3 separate regions of the Mus musculus genome follow, and regions 2 and 3 are each linked to region 1. The links are chromatin loops, found by intact Hi-C in ENCODE. Cell type or tissue: heart. All regions are shown on one strand.

Region 1 (8,000 bases):
GATTATATGCCCCAGTACAGGGGAATGCCAGGGCCAGGAAGCGGGAATGGGTGGATTGGGGAGCAGGGCGGGGGGAGGGTATAAGGGGCTTTCGGGATAGCATTTGAAATGTAAATGAAGAAAATATCTAATAAAAAGAAGACTCAGGCAAGGTTAGCCAGAAGATGAGGCAGACTAGAGAGGGTACCAGAAGGTGGAGGCAACTTGAGGAAGGACAGAGGCTGTGTTGTTAGATTTTACTGGTATGAGCTCTTAGACGTTCAAGAGGGTGAGACTTATATTGGACTGTCAAAATCATTTAGCCAACAATTGCTTTGTAGGTCAAATGAGTCATAGCTATGAGAGTTGAGAGGCTGAAATAACCTGTAAGGTTGTTCTTAGATTGTCTTCTCTGGTCGTAAATTGATCTATATAATATGTCGTGGGGGAATAATGGTATGTCAGCAGAGAAAGCGTAAAGGATAGTCCCGCATGGGAAGTACATTCTCAAAGGTGATGGAGCACTTGACAGGTAGATGGCAGATGATTACAGCCTGTCTAGAAAAGATATACATCTGGGTTTGGGGGCCTGAAGTGATGACTCAGTGAATAAGAGTGGTTAGTGTTCATCAGTGGATAAGACTGGTTAGTTCTCATCAGTGGATAAGACTGGTTAGTTCTCATCAGTGGATAAGAGTGGTTTGTGCTCTTCCAGAGGACCTTGGTTGAGTTCCTAGCATCCATATCTGGTGGCTCAAACTCTGAGGGATGCCCTCTTTCAACATCCACAGGCACTTGTATACACATAGCACACACACACACACACACACACACACACACACACACACACAGAGAGAGAGAGAGAGAGAGAGAGAGAGAGAGAGAGAGAGAGAGAGAGAGAGAGAGAGAGAGGGAGAGAGAGAGAGATGCATACATATGAATAAAGAGAAATCTACCTGAAAGTGGTAGTGTATGCCTTTAATTCTATACTTTGGAGCCAGATGCAGGCAATTCTCTGCAGGTTTAAGGCCAGCCTGGTCTATTCTAGGGTTACATAGTGAGACTCTGCCTCAATATTTGTGTGTGTGTGGGGGGGAAGGATGTAGGAAGTGTGAAATCACATAATTTAAAAAATGTTTCCAATAGTGTGAGCCACCATGTGGTTGCTGGGATTTGAACTCAGGACCTTTGGGAGAACAGTCTGTGCTCTTAACTGCTGTGCCACATCTCCAGCCCCCTCAACAACTTTTCAGATGAGAAAACCACAATGACGTTCATTTTATAGATGAAGACATTGAGGCTCATATAAATGGAACTTTTGTGGTATAAATAGGGAGTGGGGATAAGCATGGACCCTGTAGGACCAGTGACCTCTGTGGCTTTTCTCTTCTGGCTGGAACCTGAGAAAGGAAAAAGCACTAAGAGTGAACCAGAGTTCTCAGAAGAAATGGGAAACTGAGAAAATCACTAAAACACAAAAATAATCATTAACTAGAGGAAGGGATGCTAACACTATGATAAAGATGTGGCAGGGTACCTGCATTACATCACTAACTCTTTCCTGGGCTCATCCTCATGCCCTCCATTCCCTATCCTTAGTCTCCATCCCTGTCTATGTTCTATTATTAAGAGGAATTTTTTTCTGTACCCAGATCTAGACAAGCACCCTTTAACCTGCCTCAAACCATGGCGTATTTCCCTTCACCTTTCTGTCCTTTACTATCTCTCACAGCTTTTCCTCAACATTTTTTTTGTTTAATCCAGAGGACTATTTATCAGATAAAATCTATCATTAGGTAATGCTTTAAGAACATGTTTCCCATCAGTAAATGGATATTACGTAAACCCTAGGACCAGCCATGCCCTATGGTAAATGTTACCCTAAAAAGGAAATTCATGACTCACGATTAGCTGAACAGCCAACAGAGAAGACAAGGAGTTCCCATTTATGAAAATTAGTATTGTCTGATTGGTTTTTAACCCACCCTCTGCCCGAGGGTCCTTTGAGTCATGCATACATGTATAGCATGCAAACTGGCAGGGACTGATTGGTTAGAGATGAAGTCAGGGTGATTTAAGAGCCTATATTTATAGTATCTGCGTATAAGGAAAAAAATCTCCGTTTTGTGCAGTGACCTATAATCAGGAATTTCCTGGCAATACACACACACGCAGGCACACATACACCAGATCCTGTAGCTTACCTGCCCCAGCAGGCCAAGAGTGCCGCTCCTCCCTGGTTCTCCTCTGTCTGTCTGCTGAGCTTCAGGGAGGTGCTCAGACTTGGCAATTCTCAATGCCTACATTGCAGCCTAAAGGACTGCTTGTTTGCTTCATGACTTCAGACACAAACTCCGAGCCTCAGTTTCCTCCCTCATGGAGGTGTTGTGAGGATGAGAGCAGATAAGGCCACTTTTATGTAATACATCACTTACATGTTGATGCTGTTGAGGAAGACAACAAGGTTGCAGCTGTGGGACATTCTGCACAAGACAATGGTGGCTATAATGTTGAGGGTTGCTTTGTTCTTTAGACCTATTTAGTTTTATGTAAGTATGCCGTCACTGTCTTCATACACACCAGAAAAGGGCATCAGATTCCACTATGGATGGTTGTGAGCCACCATGTGGTTGCTGGGAATTAAACTCACAATTTTTGGAAGACTAGTCAGTGTGCTTAACCACTGAGAGATCTCTCCAGTCCCCTGATGTTGAGATTTTCTGTAGGGAGGCTCCAGACACATTTCAGAATCCCCAGTTCTGACTTCTTTGTACTGGAAACAGTGAGACTATAGGTCCAGTCCCCTCTTCTTGAAAATCTATAATTGGCCAGGGACCAATATATAGGTTCAGGAAGACAGCAATGCGACAAAATTTACAGACTGTAGTGATCAGTAAACTATGAAAAATAAATTTGGGCCACTTCCATCCTAGATGTAATGAGCCACATCTCTGAAAAGCAAGGTCTTCGTTTTGATAAGCTCCTGACCAATCCCATAGATACTAAAGTTTGAAGCTCATTTGCAGCATCTAAAGCGTCATTGCTCACTGATTATCCTTCCCTTCATTTGACAAGCTGATGGTATTCCTGAGCTGGGCGCTAGCACTAAATGGTTTGTGTGCATGGACCCATCCAGTCCTTCCAACAGGTGTAGGCTGAAGTTGTAACTAACTTCACCCTTCCAGCCAGACTAAGAAAAACATACATTTCACATGCTTACATGTGATAAGTGTACGCAAGGGAGTACAGTAAAGAGACGGCTTACATGACTGTACAGTAAAGAGACGGCCTACATGACTGTTACATTAGGGAAAAGGTTTTTAATGGAAAATATCTAGAGGCATTTGGGAGAGTCCAGAGCAGAGAGAAAGAGACTGGACATGACCAGAGATAGGGAAGCAAGAAAGTATACAGGAGATGAAAGCAAGAGTTAGAGAACAAAGCATATTGAGAGAGCAAGAGGATAGCAAGAAATAGGGAGAGAGATAGTTGGGGGATAGAGAGTAGCAAGTGTAGGAATAGAGATGGAGAGAGTGGAGGAGAAGTAGCTGGAGGGGAGGGAGGGAAGGGCAGGATGCTAGCATAGACTAGGAAAGGTGAGACATGTACTTGTGATACTGAGGAAGCCTGATGGCCAGCATGCACTTTGATATGCTGATTGGCACCACAGGTAGCCATATGTCCCATCTGCAAGAGCTAAGGAAAATGATTTATTTTGGCAGATCAAAATCAGTTTTGCAAGATCCCCAGGAATGCTGGCTTTTATCTACCCTTCACAAATCCTTCTATAGGCCACTGAGCTCATTTCTGCATACTTGGATTGCCTGAGACCTAACATTCCAGCCTTTTGTTGATGATAAAGTGCAACAGGTCCCTCCCTTCTATAACTGCTTCTCCGCTGGGCAGGGCCATGGTCAGAGGTAGGAAAGTCTAGGAAGGCTAGAATATGAGTCGAAATTAGGGAGCAGGAATTGTAGGTGCTAAGGGCCCAAGGAACACCGGAGGATAGCCTTGGAGTCGGCCCTTGGAAGCTGTACTTTGCAAGCAAGTTCTCTTTCACTGGACTGGACAGGCTCACCAGGTAGAGGGCTTCTTCGGCAGGATAACTTGGGGCTGGCAAAGTGTAGGCCATTTCAGAGCAGTCATCGGGGCTGCCTTTGGGTTCCTGGATGGTGTCAGCTGACTGGAAATCTGCTGGGACAGATACAGACTGGGGACAAAGGTCTGTGATCTGCACTGCAATCGTCATTGTGGAGAAAGAAGTTAATACGTGTCTGTAAACAGTGACAGCAGACGTCTGGATCGGAGCCATAGCAAAACAAGGCTGAAACGCTATCAACAGAATAGTAGCATAAACATTTCTTTTTTTTTTTTGTAACATGACAGAAATTTCTCAGCAGGAAAGAGAACAAAGAGGAAGAAGAGCTTGAGGCTATATATAGACTGGACAGAGATGTTTTTAGCACAAGAGGTACTTTTAAGTCTATATTTAGAAAACAACCAAAGGAAATTTAAATTTTTGGGGCGAGTGACCATCATAACAATTGCTTAGAGTAGATTAATAACCTAACAGAACCCCAGTGAGTAATGTTAAACTTTGCATTTTGAAGCCTTAACATCATGTATCACCTTTAAGTCTCATTTTTTCTTTTAACTTAACCTTAGATCCCTTTCCTCAGGCCTTCATGACTTACCTAGACTTTCAACATTCCCCTCCCCCACAAATCTGGAAGCGTTCAGTCATTTTCTGTGAGGCACAGATGCTTGAATACTAAAAGCAGTCCCTGGAAAAGCAAGTTCTATCTTTAAAAAGAAACAGTAAAAAGTAAATTTTTAGTCAATAACAGCAGCATGGTAGCTTGATTTCTGTCTTTCATGGAACCTGTTTTGAGAGTTTATCTTTTGCAGTGTGAAGCCTGTCAGTAAGATAAACTTGCCTCTGAGTTTGCTTTTCTCAGCAGGAGACCTTGTAGCTCTAAGGGAAGCAAAGCATTTAGGAAATGGGTTGGCCAGCTAGATGCAGCCTTGGTGGGAGGAGCCAGGTAAGTCAGCTGTTGTTGCCAAACTGATGAAGCTAGGGCTTGCCACCATTACCATCACAAAGATCTGAGAAAAATAAATACATTTGAGCAAAAAGTACAAACCAAGTGGCCGCTGTATTAATTAAGAACAACAGAGACACCTCATTGGGTAGCTCAGTGGAGCCGGCCCAAGGGCATGAGAGCAGGAAAGCCAACCCTGCCCATTGCTAGCTGTGGCATTGGGTGAGCTAGCCAGTGTTGGAGAGCTTGCTCTGGTGGTGTAGGTATGGGAGAGCTGGGGGGTTAACCAACTCAGCTTTCACCCAGTCCCAGATCCAGGGCTTTGAGTTGGCCCACCTCAGCAGCTACTTCAGCTATGAACTTATGGAACAAAAGAAGGAGCTGTCCCATAGATATAAAGCTAAAGAATCTCCATGACACAGGGCAGCAAGAGGATATCAGAGAGGAGTCCCAGTGACGATCCGGTATTGATAATGGAGGCTTCGATCCAGACCAGTGACTCACTGTGATGAATATTTGCAAAGGGTGTACAATGGCACACACTGTGACACATTAAAGCCTCCATGATGTTTGTTTGTTTTCTGTTGTTTGTTGTTTTTGTTTTTCTTTTGAAGGGGGATGTTCCAAGGGTGGAGAGAGGATAGGAAGGGACAGGGAGGTGAATAGGACTGTAGCGTATGATATGAAATTCACAAAGGATTGATATTTTTTTTTAACGGCAGACTTACTCCCTATCTGGACAGACAGCCTGGGATCCTCCATGGTGATCTTGATGGCTTTGTTTGTCAGTCATCTGCCACCTCAAAGGACAGTACTAAGTTTTTAAATGCCACACAGAGCAGCGTCAGCTTTCAGGCACCAGACCCAGAAGCTCTGAGAGATTTTTTTCTGTGGAGAAAAAACTTTTGGGATTGCCCTACCTTGAGGAGGCAGAGGAGCAGTCTGCCCAGTAGTGTCTATAGTTTGGGAAGGGCCAGACAGTAGGCAGGCGAGGCACGATATAGTCTTTTACTTAGTACTCAATGTTACTACACTCAAAGCAAACTCCAGGTGGAGTCTGTTGCTGCCTGTCTTCTTTTGGAGGTAGACTTAGCTGCTGCTACCAGAAGCTACTATTTCTATTAGGGGAAGTCTGTTTATTAAATACCTTCAATGTCATATTCATCAGATCTCTGAGTAGTTTGAGAGCCATCATCTAATTTATTAAGTATAGCTGACTTTAAGCAAACTTTACTTTGTTTTAGTTACTTGCTTTAGGCTTAACATTGACAACATATACAGAAGGTTAAAGTTTATCCCAATAGATGAATTTTATATTTGTATTTAGCATGACTGCAAAGCATAGTTCTGAGCACATTGAGGAATTTGATCATTTATAAGTTGACTGACCATTAACTTAAATGCCTTAGTTATCTTTACCAGTTTACAATAAGTTACTTGTTTTTATAAGATTAGGATTTTACAGTTTTATTCCTATTAAAATTTGAAGATTCAACTGAAGATCCTTTAGCATCAAAAGAAAACTTTAAACTATAAATACAGTTCACAGAGAGATCGAGTACTTTATTTTCCCAATCCTTTTATAGCATACCATTACAGCATATTTGATAGTTTTAGTGTGATGCAATTTATCTAAATAGCTAAAATTTAACATAGAAAAGCAATACAAAGATGCTATACATATACCTTCATGTTAGTTTCTGCTACCTTGAGTAGACCTTAGGAATGTATAAACTTTAATCGTTAGATATAAGTTATTAGTATGTTCTATTTTATATAAACAAGAATTGAGTCCAAGGTATGTGTAAATCGTTTGCTATAGCAAATCTAGTTTTTAAACAGAAGTTGAATCTGTGTTACGTACAAGCATGCTGCTCTAAATTAAGATTATCTGTGTAAAGATTTTTTTAAACTATCAACCATTTCTCTTAAAAATTTTAAGTTAGCTTTTCATTACAGATTTTATAGATATTTTAATCATATGGAATAAACTTAAAAATCCTGAGATCCAGACAGTTTAAGCAGTGGTTGTAAGAGACGTTTTGAGAGTAGAGAGGAAAGAAAGCTTAGAGATAAGAGAGTTTCAAGACTGGAGAGCAGAGAAGCGTAGAGAGAAGGTATTTGGAGGAGCATTTGCTTCAGCAGTGGCAAATGTTACAATCTGCAAGAATTTGGAAATTGGGTGTGCCCTGTTTTTGACCATTGAGCTGAACTGAGGCCAAGATGTTTGCAGGAAGACGGCAAGGCTTTAATGAAGTGTGCAGCCAAAGAGGAAAAAGATTAGAGAATGCCAGTGAGTGGTCTAGTAAGAGGCATTTGGGCTCCACAAAGCAAGCAAGAAAGGAAAGTAAATTCTAGGAGTGAAGAGACAGAGCAAGCAGGAAAGAAGACATCCTTGAGGAGCAGAGGGAAGGGGAGGTGAGAGAGGCTTGGGAAAAGGGTTGCAAACAAACAGACTCTCCATCAGAAGGATTCCAACAAAGGGAGAGGGGAAAGGGCCTCAGCAGAGACATAGCCTGAATCACAGTACAGAAGCACACAGCAAAATCCAGCAAGTCAACAAGAGACAGACTCTTTACACATGATAGGTGACCAGGACAGTGTAGGAAGCACCAGGAGGCAGACAGGCTGAAAAGACACAGTGAATAGGAGAAGACATCTGAGTGGTTAGAGCAGGTGTACAAGAAGTGGCTGAAAAAGTGAACTCTAGAATTTAGGGTCAAATATGGAGGGTAGAAACCAGAAGAGATAAACGATCCATACCCTAAGAGAATCAACTCAGCAGCTTGGTTCAGTTAAGAGAAGCTAGGGCCTTTGGAAAAGGGGTCCATTTGTCTCCCTCGTAGATTTCAGCACCAGATGTACTCAAGGGGGCACACTAAAGAAACTGCCTACCTGGCCACCCCATTGAGGAAAAGGTTTTTGTTGTGGGTAGGGGAGAGAAAATATCCAGAGGTATCTGGAAAAGTTCAGAGCAGA
Region 2 (8,000 bases), 67 kb before region 1:
GTCCACTTGATGCCCTGTTGTTCTACTGGAGGTGAACTCTACAAGTTCCCTCTCCCCACTGTTGGGAATTTCATCTAAGGTACCTTCCTTTGAGTTCTGAGAGTCTCTAACAGCTCAAGTCTCTGGTGCTTTCTAGAGTCTTCCTTCCTCTCCCCCTCCCCCTCCCCCTCAGGTTGCCTGTTTCAATTCTTTCTGCTGGCCCTCGGGGCTTCTCTGCTGTTCCACGCTCCCATACATGATCATATTTCCTCTCCCCCCCCCCCCCATTGAGGCTTCTCCCTCTCTCTGCCTCCTGTGATTGATTTCTTCTCCCTCCCAAGTGAGATTGAAGCATAAAACACTCAATCTTAAATGAGATGTAGTCATTAAATCCTTCCTTTTGGGGCTCAACACACTATGCGGAAAAGGAAGTAGAAAGATTGTAAAAAAGCCAGAGGGAATGGATGATAGCAGGAAAACAGTGCCTTTCAGGTGTAACAGGGCTGATGCATATGTGAAGTTACAGAAACTGTGATAGCATGCCCAGGGTCTGAATAGGTCCAAACTAGATGGGGTCCTATGCTGAGATGGAGAAATGGGCACAAGCTCCCATCCCTGTCTTAGTTTGGGTTACTGTTACTATGATAAATCACTATGACCAAAAGCAATTTTGGGTGGAGTTTTATTTGATTTATACTTCCACATCCATAGTCTATAACTGAAGGAAGTCAGGACAGGACTTCAAACAAGGCAGAACCTAGATGCAGAAGCTGATACAGGGACCATGGAGTGGTGCTTCTTACTGGCTTGCTCCCCAGAGCTTGCTCAGCCTGATTTCTTTTAGAACCCAGGACCTCAAGCCAATGGATGGCCACATCCACAATTATTTAAGAAAATAGTGTACAGACTTGTACATGATAGCCCAATCATATAGAGGTATTTTCTCAATTGTGGTTCCCTCCTCTCAGAAGACTCTAGCTTATGTCAAATTTACATAAAATTAGTCAGCATACCAAGAAACTATCTCCAATTAATAACTGCTTGCCAAACAAAAAAGTAGTATCTTTAAAAGACTCTCTCTGGGTATACAAACCACACTTAAGTTTAGTTCCTATGCTCACATCATATGGCTAACATAAAATGAACTCTTTTGAGTATTTTTTCATCTCATGTTTATTTGTTTGTTTTTAACCTTACTGATCTTTTGATTGCATACTATGGTTTCCAATGGTATTTTTATGAGGGGTGTGTGTGTGTGTGTGTGTACACATGTGAATATGTATGTAATTCTCATGTTTCGTGACCCCAGCTACATATGTAGCAGAGGATGGCCTTATCCGGCATCAATGGGAGGGAGGGCCCTTGGTCCAGTGGAGGCTTGATGCCCCAGCATAGGGGGATGCTAGAGGGGGTGGGGTGGGAGTACCCTTATAGCTGCAAAGGGGAAACTGGGAAGGGGAATATTTGAAATGTAAATAGATAAAATAACTAAAAATACAAAAAAAGGAAGAAAGAAGAAAAAAGAAGAGCCTGTGATGAGGCATCAAGGCTAGGGATTAGGACTGTGTAGGGGGAGAGAGGCGGAGGACTGAGATGCTTAGGAAGCAAGCAGGGGCAGGACTGGAGTTTAGCAGGGATTGTGTGATGTAATAGAATTTAGGACTATTGGTCATCCTGGATTTTGTTGTAAGAAACCACATGGACAGTGTTTCCCCTCTGGGTGGGAAATGGGATGATAGAACTGTAAAAGGAAACACTCATTAAGATTTTGCTGTTGCCTCTTCCCATACTTTTGAACTACTGGTGTTGAAGAGGTAGCTCAGTGGTTAACAGAACTAGTCGCTCTTGCAGAGGACCCTGGTCCAGTTCTCAGCACTCATGTTGTAGCTCTCAACCATTTGAAACTCTAGTTCCAGAGGATGTGGCACTCTCTTCCAACTTGTCGCACCAGGTGTACATGTGATACACAGATATACATGCAGGCAAAATTCCCATACTCTTGAACTGCAAGACCTCTACATCCAAGGTCAACAACTGACAAAATGAATCCAAAGAATACTCAATATATTGAGAATCCTCAAGAATGGAGGCCATAGCTTGTTGCTCTTTATGGCCATACAGCTGGCTCTCCAGTGTCCTGTCTATCATTGATCAGTATTGTAATAGCCTGGATGGATTAACTACTGTTTCTGAAAACCAGAGATAAGCATTGGGCAATTGCTGAGATGACTTTCTGGCATGAGAAGGGACAGGTCAAATCCATGGGGGAGGTTTGGGGAGGCAGAGTTGGATGGGGAAGGGTGTTCTAAGTGGAGAAAGAACTAAGTTCTCTGTCCAGAGATGTATGGGGTCACCATGAACTAGCACTGAGAGAAGGGATACGCATGAGGACTTATAGTCTAACATGACAGATGAGCATTTTATCTTGTAAGAGAAAGGTTAGTATAGAAAATTCCATGTAAGAGAGCTGAGAAGAAAACCAGACATAGTCATTTATTCATTACATATTATTAAGTCTAATCCATGTACAACACTGTTCCATGTATAAGCTCTTGGCGAATGGGGTGGTGGTGGTGGTGTTTAGTGCTATCAGAGTGTGCTAGTTGGTTTTTACTAACTTGACACAAACCTAGACATATCTTGGAAGAAGGAATCTTAATTGAGAAAATATCTCTGTCAGACTAGCTTGTAGGCAGGTCTGTTGGACATTTTCTTGACTAATGACTGATGTCAGAGGATCTAACCTATTGTGGGTAGTGCCAACCCTGGGCAAGTGGTCCTTAGTTGTATAAGAAAAGGAGCTGAGCAAGCTATAGGGAGCAAGCTGGTAAGCAGTATGCCTTCAGGTTCCTGTCTTGAGTTCCCTCAGTGATGGAGTATGATCTGAAAGTTGCAAGCTGAAACAGTAGAAACCCTAAAACACAGCACTGAATATGAGTTCATGACCTCAAGCACTTTGTTTACTATGCAGTGGTCTAGACTGATAGAGAAGTGGAGTGGTAGCCCAGTCCTTGCTCTGTTCTCAGAGCTGTGCACAGCTGCTCAGTGCTTCCATATAATAGAAAACTTCACTCTTTTTCATGGTATACCCTACGGAAGCAGGGATGGATGGGAGGATGATGAGGTCAGAGAAGTAATAAGGCCCAGACCTAAAGTGCCTTGAATGTCATTGTGAAGGCTGTGGGCTACCTTCTGAGTAGACCATGCTTGCCAGATCAGTGGAGCAAAAGAGACCAGAGAAGTGCCCTGAATTTGATCTTGGTCCTTCTTATTCATTTTTGGCTAACCCTGCTTTGCAATGAATCCTATGTAGACAGGTTAAAAAAAAAAGCAAAACAAAAAACTTTTATTCTTTTTCTGTCTTGAAATGGCATTTATCAAAGTTTTGATTCTCAACTGACCCTTCACAGAAACCACAATTTTTTTAATGCTAGGTGGTCTTGGTGGGAAGGTTTGAGTCCCTGTGTCCTGGGTGAGGCAACTGTCCCTCTCTGTGAGTCAACAAGGGCATTGTTGGGGCTCAGGCACTCTGATGGCATGCTCTCTAACTTTAATTCCTGCTCTTATAGTCCTGAACCCTCCCTCGCCTTTCTCCTCCCAAAGTTCCTCCTCAATGGGCTTGTAAATGTGTAAAGTGTTGAAAACCATGTAGGAGGTTGCAGGGTGGAGGCCCCTGGGGACTGGGTGAGTGATCAACGCCCAGGAGCAGCCTGGGTCCTGGGAGCCTTCGCTGGTCACCACTGAGAGAAGGGCAAGCTCTCCTTGCAAAGGGGCTCTGACAGGCTAATGTAAACCAGATGTGCACCAGAGAGAGCAAGGCCTATTACTAAGTGTTGTGAAATGGCCCAGGGGAGGTAAATAAGCAAAAACAGGCCAGTTGCCTAGCAGCACATACAACAAAACAAGCAGCAGCCCAGTTGGCATTGGACCAGGCAGAGCAGCTTTCTGCAGGGGGCGGGAGAGACAGGGAGGGCTCAGTCTGATGAGACCCAAGGGGCTGGCTCTCCAGCACCTTCCAAACTCCCTGCTAGGTTATTCCTGATCCCCTGGGTACTAGGGTCTGCCATCTGATCTGCTCAGCTTGGCTCCACAGGCACAGTGACTGCTTTCAGTGAACCCCTAAGGGTCCGTGTCAGAATTTCTTAATGGGGGGAAGGAGGAGCTGTACCCACTTCTGAGAACTATAGTCTGACTATATCCATTGAGGGGGTAACAGCAGGGACAGAGCTGCAAAGATCTCCTAAAGGTCCTCAATATTCTTAACATATCCTTCAGCCACCAGTGTTCAATATCCCATGCATCTCTTGAGCTTGTAAACTAATATAAACGGGGCACTGGAATGGCTCCAAGTTAGACAGAATGGATCAAACGAGGCTCACACCTTGTTCTCAAAGGATTGACAGCTTATGGAGATAACCATGATCAAGGAATCACACGCTCAGATGCATGGCTGCAAGTGTTGCTTCATACTTTGAAAGAAAATACAGAGTAGCAAGAAACTGCAAAGCAGTGATTGAGTTTCAATAGTGTGTGAGGCAGTTTGCTTTTCAGAGGAGAAGCTGAGACATGCAAATGATTAGCACTCACCAGGAGAAAGGAGGGGCTGGCAAAGGAGAAAGCTTTGGGACATGAAGGCTCTTTGAGTGGGGGAGGGGTGCTCTGAGACAGTAGGGCTGGAAGAATGTCTGTGAAGTGGGTTGTGAGGTAGAGAAGTAGAGAGGGAACAGGTCACTTGAGACACAGGAGATCACAGAATGATGGAGGATTTAGTCTCAAGTTCAATGAGAAATGAATGGGGTTTATTTACTGAAAACTAATTCAGTAGTGTACGAGTCCTGACTTATTAGTTTCACATTTGTTAAAGATTACTCCTGGGTACAACACGGCCGTCCTGAAAAGGAATGAGAGAGGGGACAGGAAAGTTTGTCAAGGCGGATAGGATTATCAGCAAACTGAAAACAGACAAGTTCATGAACTAGCTCAGGGTCACAGGCAGGGCTGGGATCCAAGCCTAGACTTGCACGGTACCAATCAGGCTAGTGTTTCCAGGTTCCCGATTCTTCTTCAGACCAATTCTACAGAAACTTTCTCACCCTTATCTGACCCTCTGGGGGAGGAGTGCATCCCTTCCCAGCTGGAGGATGAGTAAGCACTGACTGGACTGTAAAGGCCCCGTCAACACTGTAGACAAGGATGCCTTTCTTGCCTGCTACCTAGCTAGCCCTTCCTTGTAGTGGGAGACCACTGTGCCTACTCTCCCAGCACTAGCCATCTTCATCTGTACCTGGCCCTTAGAGAACACCAGCCTGGCAATGTGGTGCTATGAAGAGATTCGGCTTGCAATCAAGCCTGGAGTTTGAGTTCTGGATCTATCTGTCTGTCCTGAGCTTCCCCTTCGAGATGGCTCTGTGTCCTGAACAAGTCACTCAACCCTTGTAATTGGAATAGTAATGCTTGACTTCTGCTATTAGTACCAATAGAAAATATGACTCAAATTCCTTTGCTTCTCCCTTCCCTTCTCCTTTTCCCTCTCCCTACCTCTCATCAAACTTTTTGACAATTTTGCTAGCTTCACTCTGGGCAGTATACCTCCAAGGGAGATCACTGCTGTGCAATATCTCAGGTGGACAAGAACAGGCCAAACTGAAGACTGTCCATGAGATTTGATAGATGACCTCTCTATCCACTGAAGGGCAGAGAGGCCTGAGTCCTGGGAGAGGAGGGGAGTCTACTTTGCAGGGCATCTCTGCTGTCTTAGTTAGGGTTTCTATTGATGTAATAAAATGTCGTAACTGAAAGTAACTTGGGCAGGAAATAATTTATTTCAAGGTTACAGTTCCATGTCACAGCCCATTGTCAAAGGGAGTTGAATAGAAAAATAAAAAATAAAAAAATAAAAAAGGGAAAGGACATGACTACACCTAGGTATGGCAGAGGAGAAAGTTTATTATAGATAAAAGGGAGACATAGCCAGGAACAGGGACATCTGGGAGATTCCAGAGTAGTTATGACCTGGGCCAGGCCACATGGAGAGAAGGTGTGGGGAGGGGAGATCAAGACCAAGAGGCCAAGAAGGTAAAGGGTAAATGAAAAGTCGAGGTAACTAAAAGATTGAATTATATAGGAAAGAGCAGCTGGGGGGAAGGGCTAGGGCTTAGGTTAGATGGAAGGATATGGCAGCCATAACTTGTACCAGGTACTGGATGAGGGATATAGGGAGAGCCTGGTGGCCAGGTTTGCTTTGATATATTGGGTAGGCACTTTAGCCTTTTGTTCTGGGCTTGAGATGTAACAAAAGTCAGGACTGGAACACAAGGCAAGAGCCTGGAAGTAAGAACTGAAGCCGAAAGCATGGAGGAGGGCTTCTTAGTGGCTTGCTCAGCATGCTTTATTTAATCCTGGGACCACCAGCCCAGGGACTGCACTGGCTCCACTGAGCAGAGCCCTCCCTCATTAATCATCAATAAAGACAAGGCTCCATACTGTTATTTGTAAGACAATCTGATGGGGATATTTTCTCAGCTGAGGTTCCCTCTTCCCGAATGAGTCTAGCTTATGTCGAACAGACATAAAACTAGCAGTACAGAGGCATTGATGAGAAGCAAGCAGTTACTTGATTCTAGCATTTAACACCTTTGGAGGCTGGAGAAGGCAGGTGGTGGAGCCTTGAACACCTATAGGTGGTAGAGCTTTAGGGGGGGGGGTCAACTTGAAAAGCCATGACACACATTTAGGAGACAGTCAAGGGCCACTCTTCCTGGTAGAGGGGAAGTCCACTTTGTAGGGCATCTCTGCTGTAATGCAAGCAATATGTATAAACATAACTGTTAATCTCCTGTTGTAATTGTTGTCTATGAGGCTTACTGCATCATCTGATAACCTAGTCCTAGTCCTGGATGCTTCTAGCCTCCATACAATCTAATCTAGGCCTGGGCTGTTTTTAAGCCTCTGAGACTTACTTCAGAATAAACTCACCTCTTCATATTCTTCCTGATCTCTGCCAGGCTGATCCAACTCAGCTGTTCTGACTCAAACTCCTCTCCAAGCTGACAGATTCAAATTGTGCTCTCTCTCTCTCTCTCTCTCTCTCTCTCTCTCTCTCTCTCTCTCTCTCTCTCTCTCTCTCTTTCTCTCTCTGCTTCTCCTGAATGGATTTGTCTACTTAACCTCACACTAACTTTGGCAATATATTCTACTCTATTGGCTTCTTCTCATTCTCTGGTTCATTCTCTGGCTCATTCTGTCTTCACCTGTGTTTAGCTTTTTCACTCTTTAATCTGTCTCTGTAAAGCTCTCTTGGTAAAACTGACTGCCCACTCTTGTTTTTATTTTTTTATTTTTTCTGCGCTGTTCTTTCTTAAGTAGTCTCCCTTTCCTCTCTCTTCTCCTGAGAGTTGGGTGTATCCTATTCTGTCAAATTTTACTCTGATTCATCACTTTGTCTGCCACTCTATTAGACATTACTTTCAAACATGGGTGCTTCCTTCTATAAACTAACTTTACTTTCATTGTTTGGAGTTAAAGGTGTGTAATAAGGGCACGTCTGTATTCTTCCCAGAAGGATTAAAGGTGTGTGCCAAGGCTGAACCATAACACAACTAGAAACAGCATTTTTTTAAAAAAATAACACAATCTTGAGGTTTACAGTGTGATCAACTATCCTTCAACAAGTATCAGTGATCTACATGAGGCCCTCCTGTCTTCAGTTCCCCACCCCCTTTTTTTTTTCTGGGAATGCTCTGTTTGCTGACCTGGTAGAGTATAAGTAGGACTTCACATATAGGGATACTAAATTAGCTAAAATCAGTAACTTGACACTTCGTGTAGGAGAGCAACTCATGAGTGTTTCAAATTAAATGTGAATTCTTTTCCAGAGGAGCCCTTTAAAAAAGTTTATTTTTATTGTATGTGAATGAGTGTTTGTTTGCATGGATGTATTTGTACCATGTGTGTTCCTGGTGCCTGTGTAAGCCAGAAGAGAGCTTCAGGTCCCCAGGAACTGTAGTTAAAATGGTCATGAG
Region 3 (8,000 bases), 83 kb after region 1:
TTGCTTTTTTGAGAAAGAGTCTCAGTGTCAGGCTACAACTGATCTCAAACTTAAAATTATCCTCCGTCAGTACTAACAGTTTTGGGATCCACATGCAAAGAGAGAATTAGCATCAGGTTGGAGACTATATCTCTACATTTCAAATGACTGTCCTATTTTGTGCCACTTGTGTAACATAAGAAAAGGTATTTAACCTCTCTGGGCTTCTGTCTGCAGAAGCAGGAATCACATTGCCTTATAGAAGTATCTTGAAGTTTTCACAGATATGCCATCTGTGCAGTGGCTGAACCATGAGAAAGCCTCAGCCAGTACGATCTTTTCCATCTGTCTTAGTCAGGGTTTCTATTCCTGCACAAAACATCATGACCAAGAAGCAAGTTGGGGAGGAAGGGATTTATTCAGCTTACACTTCCACATTGCTGCTCATCACTAAAGGAAGTCAGGACTGGAACTCAAGCAGGTCAGGAAGCAAGAGCTGATGCAGAGGCCACGGAGGGATGGTACATACTGGCTTGCTTTCCCTGGCTTGCTCAGCTTGCTTTCTTAGAGAACCCAGGACTACCAGCCCAGGGATAGCACCACCATCAGTGGTCCCTCCCACACTTGACCACTAATTGAGAAAATGCCTTACAGCTGGATCTCATAGAGGTATTTCCTCAAGGAAGGATCCTTTTTTCTGTGATAACCCGGCTTTTGTCAAGTTGACACATAAAACCAACCAGTACACCATCCCTCTACCACACTGCTGTGCTGATGCTAACAACAAGGAGAACAAGATTGGAGGGGCACTAGGATGTAGCTCAGCAGTTCAGTATTTGCCCAGCATACAAGAGGCCCTAAGTTTTGTCCCTAGAATTGGAGTGAGCAGGCTAATTTCAGGTATGGTATGTCAACGCAGTAATTTCAGGCTTCAAGATGCTCATAAGAGCAGAGAAAGGCTCTTTCCAGAAAACAGTATTGGAGAGTTGGTTAGATCCTGCCATTGGCAAACTTCTGGGGCTGTTCATTGTTTGAAGGCCTGGTGCTAGAAAACAGTGGACTGGAAAGAAGAATTGCATTTGGCACCAGAGCATCTCCAGTCCAGATATAAAGTTGACATTCTGTGGACTCTATCACATTCTTCTATCCTACCTTAACAGCAGAAAGGAAAGCTGACCAGTCAAAGGTCAAACATTTTTTCTTCACTTAGCCTCATAAAAGTCCTCTCCAGTATGTGATGCTAGCTCTACTTTACATTGGAAACCCAGTCTTCAAGGAATTTGCCAAGGCTCATGAAGTTGGACCTAGCTCTTTGACTCCAGAGCTTAGATTTACTTGAGTACACAGCTCCTTAAGGCTTGTATGTCTTTAACTGAGACCACAGAGAATGGCTGTCCTATTCCTGGATAGCTCTTGGATGTGACAACTAGTATGGTTTGTTAAACACAAACCATTTCTGGAGGTGAGACATCTCATTCATTGTGGCTATAGGGAAAACACTACCACAAAAAAGGTCCAAAGCAAGGATGTTGCACCAATGGACATTTTAGTCCTAAATAAGGACCATATTTACAGGAGTGCTGTAGAGTGACTGTGACTTTGTCCAGGAAATAAACATAGCGATACAGTTCATTCATCCCAAGAGCAACAACTTAGCTCTTAGTACCTGGACTTCCCTGTGGATAGCTTCTGCCAACTCAATAGGGGGTTCTCATCCCTGTCTCTGCAGGCACCATGTCTGTTTCAGATGCAGTGAAGTCTGAGCTTTCTGTGAGGTCACCAGAGCCCAGGGGCTTGACCTGAATCTAGTTTAATCAATTTTATCACAGCCCCTGGGGCTAGGGTGGGTATGGAGGGAGAGCAGTTTTCCTGAATTCTGGCTCAGACTGCTTCAACATCTGTTGAAAACAAGGGAGTTTACCACATAGCCCTCGGACAATGAAGCACTTGATTAATACTTGGCTCCCTAAAGCAACCTTTATAAAGAAAAATGCCATTAAAAACATCTTCTTCTTTTTCTTCCCTCCATCGTTCAGAGAGGGTATGCACAGGACCAACCACAGAGAGAGTCCTCAGTGCCTGGTTCTCCCTGTAGATTATTATTCCACTATCAGGTGTGAGAACAGAGACATCGGGCTCTCTCTCTCTCTCTCTCTCTCTCTCTCTCTCTCTCTCTCTCTCTCTCTCTCTCTCTCCTCCAGCATGACCTCTACACTGTCTGGGTGCAGGTTGAACAGGGACCAAAGCAAAAGGCCAACAATGTCTGTAGCAGCCCCCCAAAATGGTAAACAGAAACGTTATTGGGTAAACAAAGGCCTAAGGGCAGGTTTTGTGAGGGCTAAAGTTATCTTTTACGTTTTAAATGACTGTGTTTAAGAGATCTTTGAAGCAAATGCCTCTAACCTGTAAGTCCCACTTGCCCAAAGACAGATAACTTCCTGGAATGCTGGGAACTGTTCATGGAAGATAACAAGCCGGGTGTTTCCACTTCAATAAACAAGGTTGGTTGTCCCAACTGCACAGGATGTGTTACATAGCAAGTAGGCAGGCAGTATATAGGCAGGAAGTACATCAGGATGTATGCTTGTCCTAGATTGGATGTTGGCAGGAAGTGTGTAGCCTTGTGGGTTTTGCCTTGACAAGTACCTGACTAAAGTAATTCTCAGTGACACTCTGTGAATCTCAGGTATGGAACTGGTTGGTATCCATCTTCCTGGCCAGCTTTGTTATTTAAGATTCTGAGCTTTAATAAAGCTTGCTCTGGAAATTATGGTAGTGGTCTTATTCTCACCTGGTAAGATTAAATTTCTGTTTACAGGAATCTCCCTTAAGCTACCCTCAAAGGTCAGTTAACTTTAGCAAAGTTATCTAGATCTTGGTCAATCAGGTTCAATCAAGTCCTGATGGAACTTGTATCAGTTCAAAGACCCACCACCCTGCTGACGGTCATATAAAATCCTCTTGGTTTTCTCATGTTTTGCTCTTCTCTCTGACCTTCCAGGCAGCCTTGGCACTCAGTGTGCTGTTTCACTATACTCTTGCTTATGAGGGCATAGTAAAACCACTGAACTAGACTGGTCCATGGATGGGAGAAGGTTTTGTCCTAGATATCTAGAGAGAGAATAGCTACAGGCATGTGGGGAATTCAAAGCTGCCATGGCAGACTGATTTCTTGAGAGCAGAGAGAAAAAAAACTCATTGGGGGTAGCTCTCGGATTATAAAGGTAGCAGGTGCCTAGGACCTGCAAACTGCAAGAGCCTAGGCATTTAGGCTAGCAGGGAAGTGGGCTGGTAGGCTAAAAGAGGCTGGTGGCTTTGCTGCACACAATAGATACATCTTGATAGGAGATGTCTTATTAGACAGAGGCATGGGGAGATAGGGAAGTGGCTGTCTTGGTAGACAGAAGCACACGTCACAGGTTTCTGAGGAATGCTGAGCCATAGTATCTGCTCACCACATTCACCTCTTAGGAGTACTTTCAAGAGAGAACCTCTGTTGAGTTGTTTTCTCAGTGTTCCATCTCTTCCATGTTTTATATCACTGGAGGCCATTTCAGAGAAGATACAGCTCTTCTATAGAAGATCAAATAAAAGAAGCATTCAGTGTTTGGGAAATGACACTCTTCATGGCTAAAGCTTGGACTAGCTCCTTATATATCTGCTTATACTTGGACAGAGCCACTCCCTCTTAGATGCTGTTGATTAAACTGAGCCAAGTCTCCTTATCTATGCCTTTGTTTTCACTGAGCAAGGGCCAACTAAAGACTAGAAATACTAAATAGAAACTTCCAGAAGCAAATAACTCATAAGCTTTAATTACAACGAATTCTGAGCAGGATCATGGAATTTGTCCTAGCAGAATATGACCATTTCTTTGCTCATCATATTTCCATCAGCACCAATGACTTCCCACCCTTTGATTACAAATACCAGATTGATAGCCACAGTTTTGAAGGCCTGTGTATAAGTAACACTTCTTTTATCTAATGCTCCAGAGCCCAAGAGTAGCAAGGCTGGGAATTTGACTATGTCAAAGAAACATGATAGTGCGCTTTTTAAAAGTTTCATCTCAAATCAAATGAGAAGTCTAAGACAACAAGGTATTAGAATGGGGAGACTATATTAACATAACTTTGTATTTGTTATAATTTTATTTTATTATTAGTTTTTATTAAGTTCATTTCACAACTAATATGCAAATTAAACATAGCCATGGGTGTGCATATGTGGGAAAACTTAGTGGAACAGAGTTCCATGCTATCCTCATATTTTCAGTTTCAAGTATCCACAGCAAGTCTGGAAACATTTTCAGAAAATAAAAGGGGGACCATGTTTGGAAATGTACATTCTTCCTCCAGAGAAACTTCAAAACCTGAGGGCAGTTTCTGGAGAGGTAGAACTATCTCACTATGAGGACAAATCAGGGAGATCTCTAATAATTAATTTATAGTGCTAACCGTCTGAGGCTGCCTGCAGAGGCCAGTTAGAAGAATGGTCATCTCTGCTCCACTGTGAGTGCCCACAGAAGTTGACCTTAGGGGAGAAACCAGAGCCCAAGGGAAGAGAATATCATAGTAAACTTGCCTCATCCACTTCAGTGTTGGAAATAGATAAGGAAAGATTCTTTGTGACCTATGTCTCCATTAGATGTCCATCAGTTGCTTGTGACTTTTCTATATAGAACTGAGTTCCCTGTAGTAGTGTCCATACTTTGTAAGCACACTTACCGCCATGTGTGACTGGACCCTGGAAGGCCTTTAACTCATCACACTGGTCTTCCCAGAATCCCATCTGTGCTCCTGGGGAATCCAAACACTGTGGGTAGAAGATCAATCTCTTCGGTGGTTGGCCTAAGAAGATATGGAACTAGAAGCTCTGGAGTTTTCAGTTCTTCCTCTAATATCTACTAGCTCATAAAGCCAGTCTGAAGAGAAAAAGAGATCAAGACATCCCATCAGCAATCAGAGAAAAGCACAGCATTGCTGGGTTTCCTATAGTGTCCTCTTCTCTAGTTCCCCTATTCCTCATGGAGCTCACTTGTGACCTTGGTAGTCCTAAGTCAGCCCTGCATTTTATGATGGCTTAGTTTACTTACTTACATAACTAGCTTTGTTCCAGTTCTGTTACCTTTAACCAACAGAACCTGGTATCATTCACATTTGCCTCTCTAAGCCTGTTTATTTAGCTTTAAGTCAAATGACAGTTAAATCAATGCAGAGAGGCATACCATGAATGAAACAAAATGGTATAGAAGATTTTTGTTTTGAGTTTTCAAAATACTGATTAAAAAAAGAATGGAGACACTTATGAGTGTCTACACAATATACATGATGTGATGAGGAATATATACACACAATATACATGATGTGATAAGGAATAGTTTATTTCTTGTCTACTTGTATTGAAAGTGAAAAACAAAGAATAGAACTATGTAAAGATATATTTCAAATAATTCAAGGCCATTATGTGTGGGTCCAAGTTTTGCCTCTCTGCTAGGGTGCTGTGCCAACAAAATGTGGAGTTCTAGACTGCATTTATCCCTGAGCTGATGTTGTCTGATGCTGTGCTGGAGAGTGAATATACCATGCAGAGGGTGGAAAAACAGAGCCTAGGATGTAGAAGGCCAAAGCTGGAGTTCTCTGATTCCAGGGCATACAGTGCTGGAAAACCACACAGAAGAATCAGGAATAGAGGATCAGGTGTCCCTGGGGCCTGTGATGATGAACATGGGGCTGGGAGCTCCCAAACTCCTAGACATCCAGGCACAGCTGGGTCACATGGAGTTGGAAATGGAGTTGGGGGCTTCAGCCCAACGAAAATGAGTCTGGGGATGGGGGAATGGGGAACTCTGGCTTAGCTCATTTATGATTGTCTTTAGATTAGCAGCAGTTTCTGGGAGTGCAAGGGGCCTTCTGCAGGTGACTTAGGCTTCCAGCTCTATAGGCAAGGGCCTTCTCCATGCTTCCCATGGAGGTTTTTAATGGAAGAGACAGTCCTCGGTTCCAAACTGTTGATCAATTGTTCATCATAGAAAATAGGTGCATGCCACCTCCTCAGAGTTCACCAGAGATTAAGTACCTTTTCCATGGAGGAATGTCCAGGAAGGGGAGCTTATTGGCTAAACCTACAGGGCCTCTAGATATCTCATTAGCATGGAGAACTCTGTTTTGGGCTACGTGACCACAGGCTATGTTTCCTATGATGGAAGTGTGGCACATGTTCCAGGCCAGGAATCTAGTAGGAACAGGGAGCTGTCTACCATCTCAGGTGGGTGCTTGGGTGCTGGGGACTCTGAACCCACTCAAACATACCAAGTTTCCTGGCATGGTCCACTGTCCCACAAATTATGCTTACAATGCTGGAAGAAAATTCATAAATCTCATTTCAAGTCTAATCCTCTGTGATAGACTTAAAAATCAATCGTGTTTCTGTGGAAGCATGCTCAAAGGCAGCTTCAGGAAAATAGCTCTTAGGTCTTTCCTTCTAGGGAGATGGTTCTAGGGTTTTATGACTGTGAAGAGACACCATGACCACGGCAACTCTTATTTAGGAAAACCTTTAATTAGGACTGGCTTACAGTTCAGAGGTTTAGTCCATTATTGTCATGCCAGAAAGCATGGTGAAATGCATGTAGACATGGAGCTAGAGAAGTAGCTGAGAGTTCTACATCTGGATCTGACCAGCAGGCAGTGGAAAGAGAATACCACACTGGGTATGGCTTGAACATCTGAGACCTCAAAGTCTACTTCCTACTGACACATTTCCTCTAACAAGGCTATACCTCCTAATTGTGCCACTGCCTATAGGACCAAGTATTCAAACACATGAGTCTATGGGGGCCATTCCTATTCAAACCACCACAGTCATCAAAATTTTTGGTACTGATTTTGTGGTACTCAGTGTCAGCTGAAAACTGTTTCTTGAAAAGGTCATGTTTTGGTTGAATATGAAATTGGTGGGAAATGAGGAAACTGAAACTTATAGGCAAATTGTATCTTATATATTCTACCAACATCATGTCATGTGAAAAATTAAAAATGGGAATGTCAGAAAGTTTAACACATGCCTTCCGTACAACAACCTTTAAGTAGAAGAGCAGATGTCAAGTTTCTCTATGCTAGAGTCTCTCCTTTTTTCCTCTCATGTCTTGAGATACCTTGCAGTGTTCAATCTAATTGATGCTTAGGAAATGGTGTGAAGTAGAGGAGAAAAGAAGAGATGTTGCCCAAGTGGTACTAATTATCAGGCCAATAGGAGGGAAAGATTGCTGGTAATCTAGTGTATATTATGGTGTTATAACTAATTATATATGCATAAATCAAAACAGATTAGAGGACTTTAAATGTTGCCACAAAACTGAGATAATAAACATGCTACTTAGCTTTATTCCATTATTCTTTACTACATATATTGAAATATCACATTGCGCCACCTAAATGTGTATAATTATTGTAAATTAAATGGAAAATAATATTTAAATATATATTTTTTAAAACTTGAAATAACATTTATTATCTCCAGTGAGTCATGGATTTAAAGGCAGCTGGGCTGAGTGGTTCTGGCTTGGGTGCCTCGTGAAGCTAACAGCCAAGATGTCAACCAACATGTTTTCATCTGAAGACTTAATTGAAGCTGGATGGTCTGCTTCCAATAGCTTTCCATTGCTAATACTCAGGTGCTGGCTGTATTCTTCCCATGTAAACTTCTGCATGATTTCTTGAGTCCCTTCCCAACACAGGATCTGATTTTCATTGGAAATCAGTCCAAAAATTGTGCCACAGGGATGACAGCCTTCTCAAAGCCTAACCTCAGACGTCACAGTGAGTCACTTCCCTCACAATTTATACATTATAATTCTGATCCACATTCAGAGGATGAAGAGAAAGCTTGACTTTAGAAAGGGGGAAAATTGCAGGGTTATTTGAAGGGACCACTCTTAATAACATGGAAAAACTGTTAGCTCTGTGAGCTTTATGTACGGCCTCCACTTTCAAGGCAGAAGCTTTTCGTGTGTCTTGGGT

What was found. Hi-C counts contacts between places; a loop is a spot of excess contacts. Peaks named below come from ENCODE experiments on the same cell type or tissue, not always from the same donor. Only the 100,000 strongest peaks of a DNase experiment are listed, where the experiment ranks them.
Region 2: a loop joins it to region 1, with 1.8 times the contacts of the local background. A loop is called at or near these places in 2 of 42 quality-filtered maps.
Region 3: a loop joins it to region 1, with 1.9 times the contacts of the local background. A loop is called at or near these places in 2 of 42 quality-filtered maps.

Annotation. Positions count from the first base shown.
Region 1 is chr4:95,381,522-95,389,521 of GRCm38, forward strand. No RefSeq gene overlaps it. Among named protein-coding and RNA genes, the nearest start is that of Gm12707, 100 kb to the right of the region's middle. In heart, no CTCF peak of the experiment used is centred here; DNase peaks (open chromatin) are centred at 4,150 and 7,260; H3K27ac peaks cover 1,496 bases.
Region 2 is chr4:95,314,205-95,322,204 of GRCm38, forward strand. No RefSeq gene overlaps it. Among named protein-coding and RNA genes, the nearest start is that of Gm32240, 110 kb to the left of the region's middle. RefSeq lists an enhancer at 3,325-4,530. In heart, no CTCF peak of the experiment used is centred here; DNase peaks (open chromatin) are centred at 3,817 and 5,067; H3K4me3 peaks cover 333 bases; H3K27ac peaks cover 2,143 bases.
Region 3 is chr4:95,464,344-95,472,343 of GRCm38, forward strand. Gm830 (a long non-coding RNA gene) reads right to left here. Exons shown (of 3, transcript XR_376430.2): 2 at 4,707-4,903; 3 at 2,570-3,552. Among named protein-coding and RNA genes, the nearest start is that of Gm12707, 17 kb to the right of the region's middle. In heart, no CTCF peak of the experiment used is centred here; no DNase peak of the experiment used is centred here; H3K27ac peaks cover 642 bases.